2 separate regions of the Homo sapiens genome follow, and region 2 is linked to region 1. A link is an interaction called in ENCODE POLR2A ChIA-PET data of the cell type or tissue named here. Cell type or tissue: A673. All regions are shown on one strand. Links, peaks and the distances in the headings refer to the core of each region. The heading gives the core; the rest is flanking DNA.

Region 1 (4,247 bases), core at 248-4,247:
GGAGACAGAGCAATTAAAAAAAAAAAAGAAAGAAGATTTGATATAAACTCACCTCAATTAACCCATGACTGTCTTTAGAAAATACCGAATCACCTGACAGCAAAAGGGGCTCGCTTTTTTCAAAGCTCTCCTGGCTGACGAGCATGTCTGCATAGTTGGGCTGGGGGAAGATCAGGTGACTCTTCCGCGAGTCCGTGGTGAGGGAAACCTCGTGGGAATAGGTCTGCAGGAAAGCCTGCACCCCGTCCACGCCCACAAAGTGCGACGCCGGCGCTCCTGTCAAGCCGCCTCCTGAAGCCTGCAGCAGGCGTGACTTGTGCCAGCGCCGCAGCCTGAGCGCCAGCAGCAAGATGACGAAGGCCAGGAAGACGCAGGAGACCGCGGCCACCGCTACCACCAGGTACAGAGTGAGGTCTGAGGTTTCAGAGTTAGCTGGAGACTCGAGGCTGCCGAGGTCCGCCAGGACTTGGGGGATGCTGTCGGCCACGGCCACGGTGAGCGTGACAGTGGCGGAGAGAGGGGGCTGGCCGTGGTCCTGGACGGCCACTACGAGGCTCTGCTTGAGCGCGTCTCTGTCCAGCAGGGCTCGCGCCGTGCGCACCTCGCCCGTGTGCAGACCCACCGAGAAGAGTCCCGGCTCGCTGGCCTTGAGCAGACGGTAGGACAGCCAGGCGTTCTGGCCGGAGTCTCTGTCCACCGCCACCACCTTGGTCACCAGGTAGCCGGGCTCTGCGGAGCGGGGAGCCAGCTCCACGCCAGTGGAACCGTCCGTGGGGAGGGCGGGGTACAGGATCTCGGGCGCATTGTCGTTCTGGTCCAGCACGAACAGGCTCAACGACACGTTGCTGCTGAGGGGCGGGTGCCCGTTGTCCCGCGCCATCACTTTCACTTGCAAGTCTCGGAACTGCTCGTAGTCGAAGGAGCTCAGCGCATACAGTACCCCAGTGTCGGAGTTGATGGACACGTAGGACGATAGGCTTGCCCCTTGGATGGTGTTCTCAGCCAGGGAATAAGTGATCTGGGCGTTCTCTTCACAGTCGGGGTCGTGGGCGGTCACAGAGACGAGGGAAACTCCTCTGGGATTGTTCTCTGGGATATAAGCGGAATAGGAGGCCTGAGGGAAGACCGGCGGGTTGTCGTTGGTGTCTGCCACGTTCAGCGAGATATGAGTTTCCGTGGATAGGGGCGGGGTTCCCCGGTCAGTGGCGGTCACTGTGATGTTGTAGCTAGGAACCTGTTCCCTATCCAAGACTATGTCTGTGACTAAACTATAGTAATTTCCGTAAGATTTTTCTAATTTAAAGGGCAGATTTCCTTGGATGAAACAGATCACCTGTCCGTTTTCCTCAGAATCTTGGTCATTTACATTTAAAAGGGCAATTAATGTCCCTCTGGGAGAGTTTTCGGGAACCGAGCTGGCGAGAGAGGTGAGGACCACTTCTGGGGCATTGTCGTTCACGTCCAGAACAGTGATCAGGACTTTGGCTCGCGCAGAATATCCTGCATTATCCATTGCTTGCACTTCCATCTGGTAGAATCCTGACTCCTCGTGGTCCAACTCCCCTATTGTTGATATTGTCCCTGAATTACAATCTAGTTTGAAAACTTGGGCCGCCTTGTCGTCCACATACCGGAAGGAATACCTCACTTCCGCATTGACTCCTTCGTCAGGGTCGGTAGCGTTGACTACAAGCAGCTGCGTGCCCAAGGCCAGATTCTCCGGAACGCTCGCGCGGTACTCGGGCTGAGCAAACGCTGGTGCGTTGTCGTTCGCATCCAGAACCATCACGCGGATGCGCGCGGTGCCTGTGCGCACCGGGTCGCCCCCGTCGGAGGCCGTAAGGACCAGGTGGTGAGCAGCCTTTTCTTCGCGGTCCAGGGCGCGTTTCAGCACCAATTCGGGGTACTTACTACCGTCGGCTCCATTTTGCACGATGAGGGAGAAGTGAGTGTTCGGGCTGAGCTCGTAGCTCTGCAGAGAGTTCTTCCCGATATCCGGATCCCAGGCGTGGGGTAGAGGGAACCGCATCTCAGTGGCTGCATTTTCACTAATTTTTATTTCTAATTCACTTTCACGAAAGTAAGGCGCATTGTCGTTAATGTCCCTTACTTCTACTTCTACTCCATATATTTTCACTTTATCCTCCATCAGAATGTCTAGATTTAATTGACACTTGATGGCCCCCATACAGAGCTCCTCCCGGTCTATCCTGCCCGCCGTGACCAAGCTGCCGCTGCGCGGATTCAGGGCGAAAAGCTGCGTCCTACCTCTGGGGATGATGCGGACTCCGCGCTCCGCGAGCTCCCGGGGCTCCAGCCCCAGGTCCCTGGAGATGTCGCCCACCCTAGAGCCTTTCTCCAGCTCTTCCGGAACTGAATAGCGTATCTGGGTGCATCCGGTCTCCCACAGAGTCCCCAGGAGGATTCCCAGCAGGACAAGCCCTTTGTAGTCCCGGTGCAGTCGCGCAGGAATCATTCTTATCTTCCTCCAGAATTATTTTCAATTCTGCCCTTAACCACTGAAGTCAGGAGCAGTTCCTTCGCCCATAGAATGGGACAGTTGGGAAGTCAGAGCTCCTCCGTTGTTTCCACATACTCCCAGGGATGGTTCATTCCTAGCTATCTGCTTTGTGCTTCAGGCGCGTGCAAGGCGAGCAGGATCTCCGCTTTTCTCTCCCCGATTGGTGAACAGCGGCGCTCAGAGTCCTAACCAATTACTGCACAATCTTGAACTCCCAGAAAGGATATTTCGTTTTTATATCTTAAATAGCTCCACCTACTGTTCTTCAAAAGGGGATGGAAATCTACCGTATTCGCTTTAATAGAAACTTTAGTGAGCTTTTTTTTTTTTTCCCAATGAGCTTTTTTTTCCCCAATGAGCTTTTAAATGAATTGGAAGTTTCTATAAACAATGATTTTAATCTTATAATGTTAGTGCATCTGCTTTGAGATTACTGTTCCCCCAACACACCTATTATGGAGATGTCTCCCTAGGAGTTTCTCTTTTTGACAAATCATATAATATAATAATTTAAACTTTCTGATTCAGCTATAATTTGGGGAAAATATTTTTAAATAGATTCCTTGAATGATCCTGAATGGAAGGATTACTTTACCAGGTTGTTGACATGTAACGCTTAAAAATCAAATTTTCATGATATTATGGAAACCTAAAAATGATATGTGATTGTATACATTATCAGAATCACACTTAACAAGAACCCAAGTGAAAAAGAAACATTAATATTTTTAGCATAAAGTAGAAGCATTCCAACTTGCATTGACTGGAAATAATGGAAGTACTCCAGAATTCTATTAATACATTATATTTCAAAAATATTTATTGTTCAGGAAACTTAGTAAAAGAAAATTGGTAGTCCAAAGAATGTTACAGACTTACCTTTTCCTGGGTAACTGACCTAATTGTAATTACTGAGAATTACTGGTAATACTTTTGGAAGCCCATCAAAATATAGGGAAAAAATTCTCCCTAAGAAATAACTGGCTACGTACTTTCATGAGCGTAAATATTTATACTGTAAAGATATTTGCTAGGCATAAAATAAAATAATATATTTTAAATTGGGAAGAAATATATAGGTAGCTGTGAGAAAATATCAGACATAAAATTGAGTTTACTTGAATTACAAGAATCAAAAGTAAATGTAACTGAATATTATCAAATCATTACCATGTTCTTATTTTTTTAAGCTTTTTTCTCTGCCAGGCACAGTTTCAGGCAACTGTAGTCTCAGCTACTCTGGAGATTGAGGTGGGAGGATTACTGTAGCCCAAGAGTTTGAGTCCAGCCTGGGCAACATAATGAGACCTTAATCTCAATTTTTTTTAAAAAAAAAACACATTTTCTCCATTTTCTCATGCATTTTCTTCAAAATTTATAGTTAATGGATTAAAGAAAAAGCCTTATATACTCAAATATTGATGTCCCAAGAAACATCACAGGAAAAAAATTTATTCCTCAATTAAAATATCTCAATGACAGCAGTATCATAATACCCACTTTTCACACGTGTGTGTGTGTGTGTGTGTGTGTGTGTGTGTGTGTATAAACAATGTCTCCGGGCCGGGTGCAGTGGCTCACGCCTATAATCCCAGCACTTTGGGAGGCCGAGGCGGGCAGATCACGAGGTCAGGAAATCGAGACCATCCTGGCTAACACGGTGAAACCCCGTCTGTACTAAAAATGCAAAAAATTAGCCGGGCGTGGTGGCGGGCGCCTGTAGTCC
Region 2 (4,507 bases), core at 265-4,264, 64 kb before region 1:
TGTATTCCAGGCCACTAAGCCTCTCATTTGATGGAATGGGAGTTGAGGCAGGGGTAAGGTGCTCACCCCAGAGGACACATGAGAGGCAGTTGGTGGGGCTTCCAGGTTCAATGGTGAATTCTGCTTCAAAGCCAGTGTATGGCCTGGGGTGGTGGTAGGTAGAGGGAACATAAATGGCCTAGAACTTCTCAATGTCACCTCCTCCTAGAAGCCTTCTCTGATCTTCCCCCCCCCATTACACTCACATTGTTCTCTGCCTCTCAGAACTTACTGTGATTTGTGGCTAGATTATTTTTTTTTCGTGATCTCAGCTCACTGCAACCTCTGCCTTCCGGGTTCAAGCAGTTCTGCCTCAGCCTCCTAAGTCGCTGGGATTACAGGTGCCTGCCACCACGCCTGGCTAATTTTTGTATTTTTAATCGAGATGGGGTTTCACCATGTTGGCTGCCAGGCTGGTCTCAAACCCCTGACCTCAAGTGATCTACCCACCTTGGCCTCCCAAAGTGCTGGGATTACAGGCGTGAACCACAGTGCCCAGCCTTTTTTTTTTTTTTTAAGTGTTACTTGTTGCAAATTTTCAGTCTCCTCTGCTGGTCTGGAAGCCTATGAGTTCTGGGATCACATCTACTTGTTCACTCCTATAGCCCAATGTTTAGCACAGGGCCCTGCTCATAGTAGATGCTCGATAAATATTTGTTGAATAAATGAACGAATGAATACATTAATGACTTAATGGATAACTTATGAGAAGGTTGGCAAGGCCAGCAGGGAGAAGGACAACAGCTGGGGTCAAAGGAAGGGCAAGGGCAGCCCAAGCCTTTTGATCTGCTGCTTTTTAGGGGCCTTCTAAGAAGCGCTTTGCGTTCCTAAAATGGGTGACAGGACTGTGCATGCCCAGAAGCTGGAATCTCTGCCATACACCAAGGGCTCCTGGGTCCTTGTGGCAACAAGGGTTTGGTTGGTTGCAGGATGGGGGAAAGATAACTCTTGGAAGCTCAGCATCTGTAGCAACTTGGCAAATGTGGACAGCAAGTACTCAACCATTGAGGAGGTAGGGTAAGGTGGCCCAAGCTCCTGCTTCTCTCCCTGGGCTCTGAGACTCCTCCAGGCTCCTGACTTCTAACTGGGAGGCCTGGCGCAGAGCCTATCCCACTCTGCTCAGACCAACTGAAGGTCTTTCTGCTGAAGTTTCCCTCCCCTTCAGCCCGCAGGGGGTTCCTGTCTCAGCAGGAATTCATACCAGATTGAAATGAGCAGCTGGGGCTGCTTGGATGGGAGGGTGTCTGGTGGAGAGCTGCGATCAAAGGCTCAGTGTGTGAGGGGCAGGGAAGGAAGAGAGCGGGGTGTTGGTGGGTGGTGGGTGGGGGGTTGTGTGTGCTGGCTTGCCCACAAGCACAAAAAAATGAGAGACAGAGACAGAGGCTCAGAGAAAAAAGACAAGATAAAAGAAAAAGAGAGATAAAGAAAGAGTAACAGAGAAAGAGGCAGAAAAAGACAACAGGCACAGAGACCAGAGACAGAGACAAAGAAAGATATACAGAGACAGAGACAAAGAGAGACAAAGAACAGAGAGGAAAGCAGAAATAGTGAGAGACAGAGAAACATAGAGGCTGGGGATAGAAGAACACAAGGCGCTAGGAAACGGTGAAAGGAGAAACAGAAAAGAGGTCCAGGACAAGGACAGGGAGGCAGAGATAGAGAAGGAGAAAGAGACTAAGGGTCCCGTGTAGTTACTCACTCCACATTTATTGAGCACTTATGCCATGGCAGGCACAGTGGGCGGCACAGATCAATGCAAGTAGACAAATGAAAGGGACTGAGGCTGAGGTGCAGCAATCAAGACGGAAGCTAAGACAGAGATGGAGAAGAGAGGGAGAGGCAGAGATTGCAAAGCGAGATAGAGACTGAGGGAAGGACTGAGAGGTAAGAGAAAGTGGCAAAGACGGAAACTCAAGAAAAAGGGGCAGAGACACGGAGACCCCACAGACAGAGAGCAGGACAAGTAGGGGCAGAGGACAGTGGGAGGAGGGGCCGGAGAAGGGGGCCTGCTCCATGCCCCGCCCAGTCCTTCCTCAGTTCCACCTCCAGCTGTGCTGCCTCCACTCTCCCCAGGCTGCAGTCAGCCTCGGCTCTGGAGGCTCTGGAGGAGGCGCTGAGTGCGGACCGCCTCCTCCGGTCAAATGCTTTTCTGCCTGAGCCCCAGGTCATAATGGAGCCCAGCTCAACTCAGGGGAGGGGGTTAGGCAGTACATGGGCATAGAAAGCCTCGCTTTCACCCAGAGACCAGCTTAAGACCATCCTTTGGTTCCACAGTGCCCTCAGGGGATAGGAAAAGGTGCCGGTCGTGGCGAGGAGGGAAGGGGCAAGCATGTGAATTGAGCTTCCTGAACAGTCAGGGCAGTCGCCTCTTCCTTCCGGGGTCTGTGTGCCAGCCCCCCGCACACCAAGACCTCCCTGGGATCTCAAACTGAGGGAGAAGCCATCTGTAGCAAATGCTGGGCCCTCCCCCATCTCCTCCCACGTCATCCCTGAGAAAATGCCGCAGAGAAGAGGGTGGGCTGGAGAATCAGTCACCTACCCGCTGGTGCCGGGTCTCTGGGCCTGAGAGAAACGCCAGTCCGTGTTGGGCGGGGCTTGCTGTGGAGAAAACAGAGGGAAAGGGGCTGAGTACCCGTGAGAAGTTAGAATGTCACCCGAGCCCCTAGGGATGGGCCGGGAGAGAAGGAGGGGAGTGGGCACAGAGAAGAAAACGGACTAAGAGGGGGCAGGGGTGGACTCATCTCCAAAGACAAAATACACCTCAGGTCTCAGAGGTCTGAGGTACCAGAAACCAAGAGATAAATCACATTTCATCTGACCACAGTGAGCAAGCTGAGACTCCTTTCCTAAAGAAATGGCCCCTTCCTCCCTGCCCCCAGAGTCAGAACTCCTGAGCCAAAATTCAAGGACTGAAGGCATCTTCTGTGGAACTGGGGGAAGAGGTGCAGACAAAGCCCCCTAAAGTGGCAAAGGAGGCTTTTCAATGAGAATTCTACCAGCCCTAGAATGAATTTATTCAACTCCTCAGCTGGGAACAAAGCATCCTCTGCAGCAAGATGGCTGCTGTTCTTGGTAACCCTTTTGGTGCCAGGTTGTGCAGTGACACATTCACAGGGACATCTTCTCTGGGCCCTTGGCTTGCAAGAATCTCTTCCCACAGCTAAATACATTATTAATTTAGGAGTCATGCCAGATTGGGCCTTTGCGGGGCATCCAAGTCCCGGGACACTTCTCACCCCTAGAACTCCGTGCCAGACAATGGTCTGTGACTAAGGAGAAGAGAACAAGGCTGCTCTGTCTGAGACGGAGAAAAATGGAAGGGATGCAGCGGGGAGGGATCCAGCTCCCACAGCCTCCAAGCAGGGCCAACTAAGTCTCCAGGGCTCCCAAGGGGCTGATGTGTAGCCATCTCCCACCTAGCTGAAGGTGTGGGGCTCTGGCCAGCCACTTCATTCCTGAGTCCCTTCTGGTCTTTCCAGGGGGTGTGTTATCCCATCACACACTCTCATGGAGCACTCCTAGAGCCACCTCCTCACTGGTTCTGGGGTGGGCTGGTAATTAATACTCATACTTGCTCCCAGAAGCAGAGAGTGTGAGTATCTCAGATTACTCCAGGGAGAAGGAAGCTCCGGAACTGCCAGTGGCTCACTCAAGGCTCACAGGTGGCAGTGATATGAGCAGAACCCAGAAACCTAGCATTCCAGGTGTATCGGGAGTCACCAGCACCATTCTGGGGCTGCCATGGAGAAGGGCACAGGGATGGCCAGCCCTCAGCCACTGTATTCTTAGACACAGCAGAATCTACATGGAAATGCAGTGATTGTGATAGGAGGAAACGGAGCTGGGGGAACTCAATCTCCAAAAGGATAACTGGCCAAGTTTGCGCTGCGGGGACTGCTCAGAAATGAGGAGCCACAGAAGACTTTCCCCACATGTAAGGTCCTAAAAGGGAAGGAACCCCACCCTTGCCCCATCCCAGCAGAAGCAAAATCCCAGCAGAGGCAACTCCCCTCTCCTGTCCTCAAGCTTTTAAAGTTCCAAGTGCCAAGAAATTAAAAGCACACATTCTGGAGTTAGACAGGGGTTAGAATCTCTCTTACTTGCTCTGTGAACTTGAGCAAGTCACTTGACCTCTGTGAAGCTGTTATAAGAGAGGCATGTTAGTACCTAGCCAACAGCAATGGTGGGAAGAGCAAATGAGATGAGGTTCTCAAAGGAGTTATATAGTAAGTTTCTCTCAATCAGCTATCAAAATCACCTGGGGGTGTTTCAAAATACAGTCCTAGGAGCAGAGTTAGGCATTGATATATTTTGAATAAAAGCTCCTGGAGTTGGAGAAACTTGTGTTTTTTACTATTGTAGTTTCCTCACACATAAGGGCACCCTGGCATCTGGCAGAGCCTATAGCTTTCCATCTGCCAGAGGAGACAGGACTTGTTAGAGTGTCAGATAGTTTGGTCACCTCCAA

What was found. ChIA-PET counts read pairs that join two places held together with the same protein. Peaks named below come from ENCODE experiments on the same cell type or tissue, not always from the same donor. Only the 100,000 strongest peaks of a DNase experiment are listed, where the experiment ranks them.
Region 2: POLR2A ChIA-PET joins it to region 1 with 9 read pairs; 7 of 35 experiments call an interaction of 5 or more read pairs at or near these places.

The regions. Positions count from the first base shown.
Region 1 is chr5:141,428,989-141,433,235 of GRCh38, reverse strand. The region is part of intron 1 of PCDHGA1 (protocadherin gamma subfamily A, 1); the gene reads right to left. All of the region lies in intron 1 of PCDHGA2 (protocadherin gamma subfamily A, 2), which reads right to left. All of the region lies in intron 1 of PCDHGA3 (protocadherin gamma subfamily A, 3), which reads right to left. All of the region lies in intron 1 of PCDHGB1 (protocadherin gamma subfamily B, 1), which reads right to left. It also overlaps PCDHGA4, PCDHGB2, PCDHGA5, PCDHGB3, PCDHGA6 and PCDHGA7, and 10 more genes. RefSeq lists an enhancer at 2,694-2,833. In A673, for the core only: no CTCF peak of the experiment used is centred there; no DNase peak of the experiment used is centred there.
Region 2 is chr5:141,492,937-141,497,443 of GRCh38, reverse strand. PCDHGA1 (protocadherin gamma subfamily A, 1) reads right to left here. Exons shown (of 4, transcript NM_018912.3): 2 at 2,579-2,637. PCDHGA2 (protocadherin gamma subfamily A, 2) reads right to left here. Exons shown (of 4, transcript NM_018915.4): 2 at 2,579-2,637. It overlaps PCDHGA3 (protocadherin gamma subfamily A, 3), which reads right to left. Exons shown (of 4, transcript NM_018916.4): 2 at 2,579-2,637. PCDHGB1 (protocadherin gamma subfamily B, 1) reads right to left here. Exons shown (of 4, transcript NM_018922.3): 2 at 2,579-2,637. It also overlaps PCDHGA4, PCDHGB2, PCDHGA5, PCDHGB3, PCDHGA6 and PCDHGA7, and 13 more genes. Among named protein-coding and RNA genes, the nearest start is that of PCDHGC5, 6.1 kb to the right of the region's middle. RefSeq lists an enhancer at 4,436-4,507. In A673, for the core only: no CTCF peak of the experiment used is centred there; DNase peaks (open chromatin) are centred at 1,213, 1,753, 2,123 and 2,463; H3K4me3 peaks cover 1,111 bases; H3K27ac peaks cover 4,000 bases.